Linked DNA regions of Homo sapiens: region 2 is linked to region 1. A link is a contact called in ENCODE Hi-C or POLR2A ChIA-PET data. All regions are on one chromosome and are shown on one strand. The core of a region is the stretch at or near the end of the contact, and the rest is flanking DNA. Distances in the headings are between cores, read along the strand shown. Region 1 holds the start of MREG (melanoregulin). Region 2 holds the start of LINC00607 (long intergenic non-protein coding RNA 607).

Region 1 (5,574 bases), core at 2,223-4,722:
TAGGTTGTGGATAGTCAACAGAGGGAATCTGAGCTGTAATATTCCAATTTTTTAGAAGACTATTTCATTTAGAAGTTTTAGAACTTAAAATTAATTTTAAAAATGTTAGTAACTGTTACAGTTGGCAAACATTTGATGTGATCCTTAGCAAGGCAGGACATTAACCTCTTGATCAAGTTTGTTAAATAGATGTAGTTCTGTGGCTTTCTATAAATATCCTGTCTGAAACAAACCACATAAAAGATGCCTGTATATTGCAGAGGTACAAATGTCATATGCAAGCCAAGTAGTGCTGGAGCTGACATTTCCCCAAACGGGCCTATATTATTTGAATTTGTTTAATAATATTGAATTCTGATATTTCTTCAGGGCTTTATAAAGGTTTTAAGACTGTCTCATTTGAGTCTCACAACTGTGTTAAATAGGGTAAGACTTGTCACCTCTATTTCATAGATTAGAAAACTGAGGTTCAGAAAAATTAAGTGACATGTTTAAAAATCAAAGTTAGTAATGGGGCACAGCACTTATATTTTCCAGGAGCTGAATGCTCCAATTTCTCCATTCTCAGCAAATCCAACTCAAATAGTTACTAGTAGCTGTCAGTCCCTAGTTTTCATTTTCTTGCTAGCTGAGTTCACATTTTGGGACCCTCCTTTACCCACTTTCTATTTGAACCTAGGTGGATTATCTCAAAATCCAAAATCCAATTTCAGAATACAGTCATTTTTACCAGGGGATTTTCCAGCCAGTAGGAAGTGTGCTTTGTAAAACCACACTCAGCCTCCATCTTGGCACCAGGTGCAAGTGGTAAGCGACATGGTGTGGGCATGACAACACAGTCCTGTGCTGTCTGGTGACAGCTGGTTCTCTGTCACATCCTGTTAATGTTTCATGATGGGTCCATATCCTGTCTCCCCAGCTAAGCCAGAGGCTGCAGGGACCTTCTGTTATTTTTCTTTATCCCTTCGTAGCCTTTCAATGAATTATGTACTTGATAAGTCCCTTCAGCCTCACACTGTAGCTGGAACAGGACAAACCTATGTGTAGTAAGACACTTTTAAAAATAATACACCGCCCATGAGGATTGACACTTTCATAAGCTCTTGCTCCTCCTCCTCACCCTCCAAACCGGCTCCTCCCACACTCCTCTATCTCAGCCAGTGGAGATTCAGCCTCCAAGTTTATAAATCCAAAACTTGGGACTCACTTTTTTCTTTTCTTTTCACACCCTATTTACAATCCTTCAGCATATCCTGTTGGCTCTACCTTCAAATTCCAGCTAGAGTCCAGCCGTTCCTTACCACCTCGACTGCTACCACCCACCACCCTGGTGTAAACCACTGTCATCTGTCACCTGGACCTTTAGGATGGCCTCCATATACATCTCCCTTGACACTTAGGTTTTTCTCAAGACAGCAGCCATTGGATCCTATTACCATCTCAGTTAGACCATATCGTTCCCTCTACTCAAAAACCTCTGAAGATTTTCTCAGCTCATGTGGAGCAAAATCCAGAGTCCTTGCAATCAATGTCCTGCAACGTCCCGTGTTCCGCTATCTCCTATAACTCTTCCCTTTCCATGGCCCCCTTCTCTCTAGGGCCCCTAGAGTCCATATTCTCCCACAGGTACCCTATAGTTCATTCTCCCTCCTCTGGGGTTTTGCCCATATTCACTCCGCCTGAAATACTCTTCCTGGCGATATCATGGCTAGCTTGCTCACCTCCTTCAAGTTTTTCTTACATGTCACAGTCTCAGCGAGGCCTTCCCTGACCACCTCATTTAAAAGTGCAGGCATCACTCCCCTCCACCCAACACACACACGCACACGCACACATACACGAACACACACGCACGCGCGCGCGCACACGTACGCACGCACAGACGCACGCGCGCACACACACGCGTGCACACACACACCCCGCTCTCCCTGGCACTTCTTATTCCCTTCCCTGCCTTATTTTTCTCCATAGTACATATGGACTCCTAACATATTGAATAATACTTTGTCTGACTTCCCACTAGAACGTTTGCTCCATTAGAGTAAAGATTTGTATTTGTTTCATTCACTGCTTTATTCCCGGCTCTTAGAAAATACCCAGCACATAACAGATGAGATGCTCCATAAATATTTGTTGAATAAATCAGACTGGAAAAGACAAAACTTTAGATTGAACCTTGCATTTGGCGAGGGTATAGGGAAGTAGATACTTTCATATGTTGCTGGTCAGAGAGTAAATTCGGATTATTTCTTTGGGGAGCAATTTGGCAAGATCCATCAAAATTAAAAAGGCACCTGACCAATGACCCAGCAATTCAACTGCCAAACATTTATCCAATAGATATATATATCTTTAATTTTATTTTTTTTTTTTTGAGACGGAGTCTTGCTCTGTCACCCAGGCTGGAGTGCAGTGGCGTGATCTCGGCTCACTGCAACCTCCGCCTCTCGGGTTCGAGCAATTCTCCTGCCTCAGCCTCTTGAGTAGATGGGACTACAGGCGCCCGCCACCATGCCCGGCTAATTTTTGTATTTTTAGTAGAGACGGGGCTTCACCATGTTGGCCAGGATGGTCTCAATCTCTTGACCTCATGATCCGCCCGCGTCGGCCTCCCAACTTGCTGGGATTACAGGCTTGAGCTACCGCGCCCGGCCTATCCAATAGACATTCTTGCAGACGTGTTCAAATACTTTGGTTCAAGAATGTTCACTGCAGCATTATCTTAATAATGAAAGGCCGGAATCCACCCATATGTCCATCAATAGGGGTCTGAGTAAGTAACATGTGGGCATCCTTAAAACTGCTTAGCATGCAACTGTTAAAATGAGAGGAGGATATCCACGCGCTGACAAGGGACAGCCTCCATGATACACTGAGTCAAAAAAGCCAGGTGCAGAAATGTGTGGAGTATGCCGCTGTTTGGGTCAAAGGGATGAGGACAGGCACATATATTAACAAGTTTGTACAAGCACAAATAAATACAACTATATATAAATAGCTCTGGAAACTCACAAGTGGTTGCCTCACAAATAGGGGCTATTTAAGGACTAGGAGGTTTGAAAACAATTTTTCAAATCATTGTAAATATATTATTTAAAAAAAAACCCTACGCCGATATGCATCAATCCATGCTCTTTTGGTAACTTTTACTCTGTGTGGAGCTGACATCAAAAACATGCCCAAAACTCTGCTTTGAAGGCCTGTAGGGGTGGGGGAGGATCTTTAATTTCCTCGCGCAGTGAAGCCAATAAAAGGTACGAATAGATTCAGCCCAACCTCGTGCTCTGTGGCTCCAGGGCTTTCCCCTCCCCGCCCTCCCCCAGCCCGGCTGCCAGCCTCCGGTGCCCTGGGATTTTGAGGACTGGCTGGAGTCCCTGCTTCACCCTTAGAGGGCGGTAGCGGGGCGTCTCGTGGACGCATGCGCCCCAAATTGCGCTCGGGGAATTAAAAGAGGGGAAAAAAAGCCCGAAGAAAACTCACGCCCCAAACAAAACGCAAGGAGAGGAGGGCGCGCGGCCTGCAGCCCTCGCCCGCGTCCCCGGCCGCGGCGTGATGCGCGCGGACCAGCCCGCGACGCCCGGGCTGCCGCTGTCCCCGCACCTGGACGCTGGCGCGGTGGCCGCGCCCCAGCCTCGATCGCTCGCCGCGGCGACTCGGCCCCAGGCTTCCGGCGCCGGTGGGGGCCCTCGCTCTCCATGGGGCTGAGGGACTGGCTGAGAACCGTGTGCTGCTGCTGCGGGTGCGAGTGCTTGGAGGAGCGCGCCCTGCCTGAGAAGGAGCCCCTCGTCAGGTGGGTGCGCCGCCCGGGCCGGGATCTGGGCTTACCTGGGCCGTAGCCGGGCGCCGAGAGTGTGGACACCTGTGTGCTTGTGTGAGTTGGGGAGGTGGGCTTGCTGGAAGGGCACGCGGAGGCGCCATCTCAGCCCCTTGGTTCCTTATGGGATGTTTTGGGTTTGTTCCTTGAGTAAGATTTTTGCCGAAAAGCACAAATCTTCGGAGACACCTGAGACCCAGCTGGATGTCTGTGCAAAGTGCCAAGAATTCGGGTGTCCTACCTGGGCAGGGAAGTAAGGGAGAGAAGTTGATCAGAAGTTTCCATAGGGGTCTGATAAAATACAACTGTGACTGGGTATTTGATCGGTATATTACAGTGAAACGGGCGACTGTGGATTTCTGTGCCACTCAGCAAAAAAGTTGTCTATTTCTCATTCAATTTTATTACCCAACGAAGACGATTCCAGTGACTGAGTATAAGGAAATATTTTTCACATGAAAAAAATGCATGTTTCATCAAGGGGCAGCCTATTCACTAGGATGTTGATTCATTACAGGTTAAGCTATGAAGTGTGAGGAAATGTAATGCTCATTAGCAATAAGCTAAGAGGCTTTGTGAAGAGACCATACCAGCCCAGTTTTGTTCAGGGCTGTGATTTTAAGCAATCATTTTCTATCTTGAGTTTGCTGAAATCGAGGCTGGACTAGGTCATGCCTCAGGGGTAGACATGACAGAAACAGAATATTTAAAATGGAATTAGGAAACAGTATTTCAGGTGGAATTCCAGGGTTGAGTAAGCAAATACTAAAGCCAGGGTTTCTTTCTTTTGAAGTATGAAACTCACGTAATACAGCTTGCACAACTTTTTCTAAGGAATGATTTACCTTTTCTTACTCTATCAAGTCCAAACACCCCCTTGACTTTGGAGATCTTACATAACCCCTTCCTGCCTGTCCACTCTGATTTTCCAGTACATTAAACAGTGTACACTCCTTGCGGCCGTGGGAATAATCCACTCATTGGCTCCAACCCTCCCTCAAGTGGTGACCTTTATCCTTGCTCCTCCTTCCCAAAAGCTATTTTCAAGGCCTTCTCAAGCAATCTTCTTTGATTACTTTGCCCTTATCCATCTTCCTCTTCTAGGATGTAGTACTTAGAAATTACCATCTACTCCTCGCTGTTTGGTAAGCACACATGTATATAAACATGTAACTCATGTATATTATATATATAAAGTCATACACACAATATACAGTGATTTTGATTGCTCTTGTCAATGACACTCCCACTTAGATTTTTAGATTATTGTGTGTAGGGAGAAATGGAATAATCTATCTCTAATCTAATAGGTAGTGGGTAACTGCAATCTAGAATTTTATGCTTAGGTTATACACTGAACTTGTCAGGGCTCTTAGTAACATGAAATACAGACTTGAGCTTAGTTTCAACCTCAGAGGCTTGAGTATTTCCAGTTTTCTGTCCAGGATTGCTGTTTCAGTTAATAGTTCTGGTTGTTTTAAAATCTTAGATGCTCTCCTGTCTTAGCTTCTATCCAGTGAATACAAGTCAGTGAATTTTGCATGTGATTTTAAGAAGCCCCAGGGTCAATTGGAGCGGAGTAGCATAGGGCTTGTGAATCAGGTTGCCTGGAATGAGTCTGCTCACCCAACTAGGTAACCTGGCACAAGTTATTAAAATTATTTGTGCCTCAATTTCATCATCTGTAAAATGGGGATGATAATAGTACATACTTCAAAGGTTTGCCACGAGAGATGAAAGGAGATAATACATATAAAGTG
Region 2 (5,574 bases), core at 1,120-3,619, 170 kb after region 1:
GAAGTTGTCGTTTCTGAAAGTGTCAGTTACATCCAGCTAACATGATTATTAGATACAAAACCAAAGGCCTTTCTTCACTCTATTGGAAAGAGTCATTTTTGCAGGTTTGGAAGTTGTCATTTCCACATGGACAAAAGATAGAGTGCTAGATTCTAGCTATGAGGGGAGGCGAGAGATTTGTGCTAAAGAAAAACCTCTGTAATGGCATTATTTTTTCTAGAAGGTGAGTTTTCTTTGATCAACAAATATACTGCTTCTGGGACAATGATATCTCAATTACTCCCCAGATATTTTCTGACACAGCTGCCAGAGCTGGCAGAATTTGAGGTGGGTGAACTCCCCCCATCCCTGTCCTCACTACTTACAGTAGCCCATATTGAACTTGCCTCATTCTGCTCTCTTCTGCTGTTTATGAAACCCATTTAGCGCTTAATTACACATTGCCTAGAACCACTGCCTGTATTAGGCAGAGCTCTTTCAGGCAAGAGTCAGGAACCCAAATTAACCTACTTCAGAAAAAAAGAGAATGTATTTGTTCACGTAACAAAAAGTCCAGGGGGTAGTTGATATCAGGCACATCTAGATCTTGGGACTCAATTGATGTGGCCAGGATTCATCACTTCTCCTAAGCTGCTTCTCCTCTATGGTTTGACTTAGGCAGGCTCTTGCCATGTGTTAGCAAGATGGCCCCAGAAGAAAGATCCTCTTTCATAAAAGTTCCAAAAATGGAGTTGATTAGCATTCATGGAAAGTTTAATATGTACCAAGCATGGTTTTAAGCACTTTGCCTTTATCGTCTTACCTAAACTGTCTCACCATCCTATGGCTAGAAATTATTTTCCCAATTTCCTACCCAAGAAACTGGAGCCATCAAAGAGCAGATAACTTGCCAAGTTCTTACACCTGGTAATTAGTGAAGCTAGGATTTGAACCCAGGTAGTCTTCTGCTTAACTACTATACTGTATTTGAATCTACTCATATTGGGTTGGTTTGGATTATATGCCCATCCCTGGGCCAATTACTGTGGCCATGGCTGGGATGCTCTGACTGGCCAGGCTTGGATCGCTGTTTACTCGTACACTGAACATAGGTTCAATTCTACCCAAAACAAGTGGACTGAGAGTGGAGGAGACATGTGTTTTCCCGAAGGGAAACCAGAAGGGAAAACAGATTCTGTGCAGAACAAATCATGTGATGTCCACTACACTGTCCATTGTTTCACATGTGTTGGTTTCCTCTAATAAGAGAAACATATAACCCAACATTGGGTACACATTAGATGTTGAATGATTGATTCATTGATGAACTATTCTTTTAGAGAGACGGATTTTGAGGTTAAGTAAATGTTCTTTGTTTTTTTTGATATGGGGTCTTAAGGCTCTGTTACCCAGGCTGGGGTGCAGTGGTGCCATCTTAACTCACTGTAGCCTTGACCTCCTGGGCTCAAGTGATCCTCATGCCTCAGCCTCCTGAGTAACTGGGACTACAAGTGCGGGCCACCACATCTGGCTAATGGTTTTTTGTTTTGTTTTGTTTTGTTTTGTTTTTGTAGAGATGGGGTCTTGCTATGTTGAACTCCTGGCCTGAAGCGATTCTCCTGCTTTGGCCTCCCAAAGTGCTGGGGTTACAGGCATGGCTACCATGCTCATCAAGTGGCTCTTGTTGAACTTGTAATATGTTATGCTTCTGGCAAAAGAACTGGAGATAAAAAGTGTTAAGTCACCATTGATTTCACAGTGGATCATTTTAGGGACCATGAGCTTGTTGCCCAGAATTCTGTAGGAACATTTCAAATGCCATATTTGTACATATCTAAGTGACTATCTTAGTATGCAATATGAGGTTTTCTAAAATGTCTATAAGCAAGCCAATATAGTGAACAATAACCTCACTATGTTTCATTTAAGAAATTCATGGGAAAAGACCTATGGAAGGTGAAGGGAGGAATTGTCGGGCTGTCAGGGGAAAGAGTGAAGAACTGTGGAATGAGCTCCCTGCCTGGGGCCAGGAGGAGGGCTGGGTAGTACAAGCTGGGATGGAGTGAGGGGGAGACTCAACAGTAGCCTAATACTGAAGTGGAACTTCATGTTCTGAAAGCAAGTTGGCTGTGTGACTTGGTTTAGTCACTGGCTGCCAGAAGAACCATGATGAGTAATAGAGGTGGAAATATGACACACTGGCAGATGGAGGCCGACAGGAATGCCACCACTCCATTCACTCATGTTCCATCCAGCAAATGAAGTATCACGAGCACACGCCAGAGGAACCAAATTCTCTAGGGTGAGTCAGGTATAGCTTTTTGAAGAGGTGACCTTTAAACTGAGACTAAAGACAAGTAGGATTTTACTAAATGAATAGGATTTTACTGAATCCAGGAATTGGAAGGAAAAGAAAACAGTTCTCTATTCATGCTAGTTAACTAATCAATTCAATATGTATTAACTGAGCACGCTACATGCTAGGCACTCTTCTAAGTGCAGGGGAGACAGCAGTGAAGAAAGCAGACAAAGTCTCTGAACTCCTGTGTCTTCTATTCAAATGGGGAAGATGAACAATGAACAGATAACACAAATAGAAGGTATGTCAAATGAAAATAAGTACAATGTTGAAAAATAAATCAGATTAAGTAAGGAAAGTAGGGAGTGCTTGGGAAAGATAGTGTTATTTTGTGCAAGGTGGTTGGAGAAGTTCTCTCAGAAGGTGATGGTTGAGCAGAGACCCAAAGGAGGTGAGAGAGTGAACCATGAGCCTATCCTAGGGAAGAGTATTCCAGGCAGAGGGAGCAGCTGGAGGAAAGATCCAGAGGTGGGACATGATGGTGTTTGAGAAACACACCCGTGGGAGCAGAGTGAGAGGAGGGAGAGTGGTGGTGGTACAATAAGTACTTTTAATGGGAAAAGAAGTGGGGGCCAGAGGATGCATGGTCCTAGACACGACCTGAATGCCTTTGGCTTTCATTTTGAATGAGATGAGAAGCCAGTGGAAGATTTTGAGCAGGTAGGCTACAGACGTGACCTGTCTTATATTAAAATATAAAGGATTGCTTTGCTTGCCATGTTGAAAATTTACTATAGAGGGGCAGGGATGGAAGCTGGGAGACAGTTTGGAGGCTAGAGCAGTAACCCAGGAAACGAGCATGGTGGCTTGGGTCATGGTGGTGGCAGTGAGTTGGTGAGAGGTGATGAGATCCTGGTTGTATTTTGAAGGCAGAGCCAGCTGGACTTGCTGAAACAAGCTGTAAGAGAAAGAGAAAGGAGTCAAGAGTGGCTCCAAGACTGACTTGAAGAAATGGAAGGAAGACCATTGTCATTTGCTGAAGTGGGAAAGGCTGTGGGAAGAACAGGTTTGAGAGGGAAGATCAAATCAATTTTGAACATGTAATTTCAAGACGCCTGTTAGACACCCAAGTGATTGGTTTCTGGACTGCCTGCCTTCTAGTTGTGGATTTTGGGAAGATGAAAACAGTGCTTCTGATCATCTCTGACTCTAGCACTTAAGAAACTGACATACATTAGGAACTTAACAAATTTTGTTCAGGGCTTGTATGAATGAATAATGGGAGATAAGATTGGAAAGGAAACATAGTGCCAGAACATGAGGGGCCTTTATTGGATGGGGAATGAGGGGCATTGAGGTTTTCCAGTAAGGCAGTAACATGGTCAGTGCTGAGACACAGGAAGACAGGGGAAGACTTACCTGGTAGGTGTCCCATCCTGCCACCAGCCCATTCAGAAACCTGCCACCACCAAAGAGCTGCACTCTCAGAACCTTCCTTTCAGTCCCAAACTTTCTTTTATTTTCTTTTATTTTTTATTTTTTTTGAGACGGAGTTTTGCTCTTGTTGCCCAGGCTGGAGTGCAGTGGTGCTATCCCGGCTCACGGCAACCTCTGCCTCCTGGGTTCAAGCAATTCTCCTGCCTCAGCCTCCTGGGTAGCTGGGATTACAGACATGCACCTCCACACCCAGCTAATTTTGTATTTTTAGTAGAGAAGGGGTTTCTCCATGTTGGTCAGGCTGGTCTCGAACTCCTGACCTCAGGTTATCCGCCCACCTCGGCCTCCCAAAGTGTTGGGATTACAGACGTGAGACACCGTGCCCGGCCTGCTCCTGAATTTTCTATTGTTTTGACTGGCAGAAGCCTGACAACACACTTATAGCTCTATAGCCCTTTGGACTAGGTGTTCAGACCAGGGTTTCCCTGAACTTGAGTCTTGACTTCCTTTAGCAGATAAGTTTATTGCAGCTGTACCCAAGTTGCAGCCCTGTGGAATCCAAGCCTTGTTTCTGGCTGCTTAGCCAGGCCGCTGCTTGACCTGAGGGGCATCCAGATGTGTGGATGTGTGGAGGGACAGGACAGGAAGGAGAAGGGAGGGAGGGAGAGGCCAGCTGCTGAGGTCACAGGGCCACAGACCCTGCCGGGCTGGCAGGAATGTCCAGAAGAGAGTACAGACTTCTTACAGAAGGAAGGAAGGAAAGCAGGTATACTGACATTGATTTGTTCCATTTATTTTGAGTATTACACATGATCATAAACTTTTATCACATGATAAATTTTGCACTGAACATTATTTCAGTTGATTCTTTATGAGCTCTAAACCCTTTACAATTTTTCTTCACGTGGACTTTTCTTCCCAGTAGGATTCTCACAGATAATTTTTCACAATCAGCTCTTTTTCATTTGCTCTGTGTGATGTTATCTTGAATAATGAATAGCCACACAGACTCAAGGAAAGTACATTTTGAAGATAATATTTCATTTTTTCTTTGCTTGTAAAAAAAAAAAAAACAAACAAACCTCACAAAACAAAAAACCCTAAACCTATAACCTTGTTTGGTAGTAAAAATAATTTGAAGACAATAGTTTATGTCACCCAGTAGAGAGATTGCTTTACACTTTTCTTAATACAGTATTCATTCATTTGTCATTTATTTCAATTTTTGTCTTTGTGGTTATTTTTACCCTTCCTCTTTTCAGTTTCACCTCAACTCTTGGCAGCTTGGTCAATCAGCAAAAAAGTCTGCAGGTGGGATCGGTGGGCAGTAGGTCTTAAGAAATCCACACAGGGTTGATAATGCTTTAGAAATAATCTAGAGCTGGCCGGGCACAGTGGCTCACACCTGTGATCCCAGCACTTTGGGAGGCCGAGGCAGGTGGATCACCTGAGGTCAGGAGTTCGAGACCAGCCTGACCAACGTTGTGAAACCCTGTCTCTACTAAAAATATGAAAATTAGCTGGGTATGGTGGCAGGTGCCTGTAATCCCAGCTACTCAGGAGGCTGAGGTAGGAGAATTGCTTGAACCTGGGAGGCGGTGGTTGCAGTGAGCTGAGACCACACCACTGCACTCTAGCCTGGATGACAGAGTGAGACTCCATTTTTTTTTTTAAAGAAATAATCTAGAGCAGAGCCATGCTCTGCTGTGCACAGTGGTCTCCATGAGGGACCCTCAGAGTTCCTGATTCAGTCTGGGTCTCGAGGTCTGGACATCTGCATTTTAAGACCCTCTGATGTAATTATTCCGTATACCTGTGTCTGAGAACTACAAAGCTCAGATTTTATTTTAATTTATTTT

What was found. A loop is a pair of places that touch in the nucleus more often than their neighbours do. ChIA-PET counts read pairs that join two places held with the same protein, here RNA polymerase II (POLR2A). Pooled maps may share reads with other maps.
Region 2: a loop to region 1 is called in a map with no recorded cell type, with 8 times the contacts of the local background. The contact joins the promoter of LINC00607 here to the promoter of MREG in region 1. A Hi-C loop is called at or near these places in 10 of 37 single-sample maps with no recorded cell type and 2 of 50 pooled maps. POLR2A ChIA-PET finds 5 or more read pairs at or near these places in 1 of 52 experiments (GM12878).

Annotation. Positions count from the first base shown.
Region 1 is chr2:216,011,449-216,017,022 of GRCh38, reverse strand. MREG (melanoregulin) reads left to right here and starts at 3,472. Exons shown (of 5, transcript NM_018000.3): 1 at 3,472-3,790. The coding sequence starts at 3,696. RefSeq lists enhancers at 946-1,025, 3,650-4,417 and a silencer at 3,268-3,677.
Region 2 is chr2:215,840,331-215,845,904 of GRCh38, reverse strand. LINC00607 (long intergenic non-protein coding RNA 607) reads left to right here and starts at 2,369. Exons shown (of 10, transcript NR_037195.1): 1 at 2,369-2,579.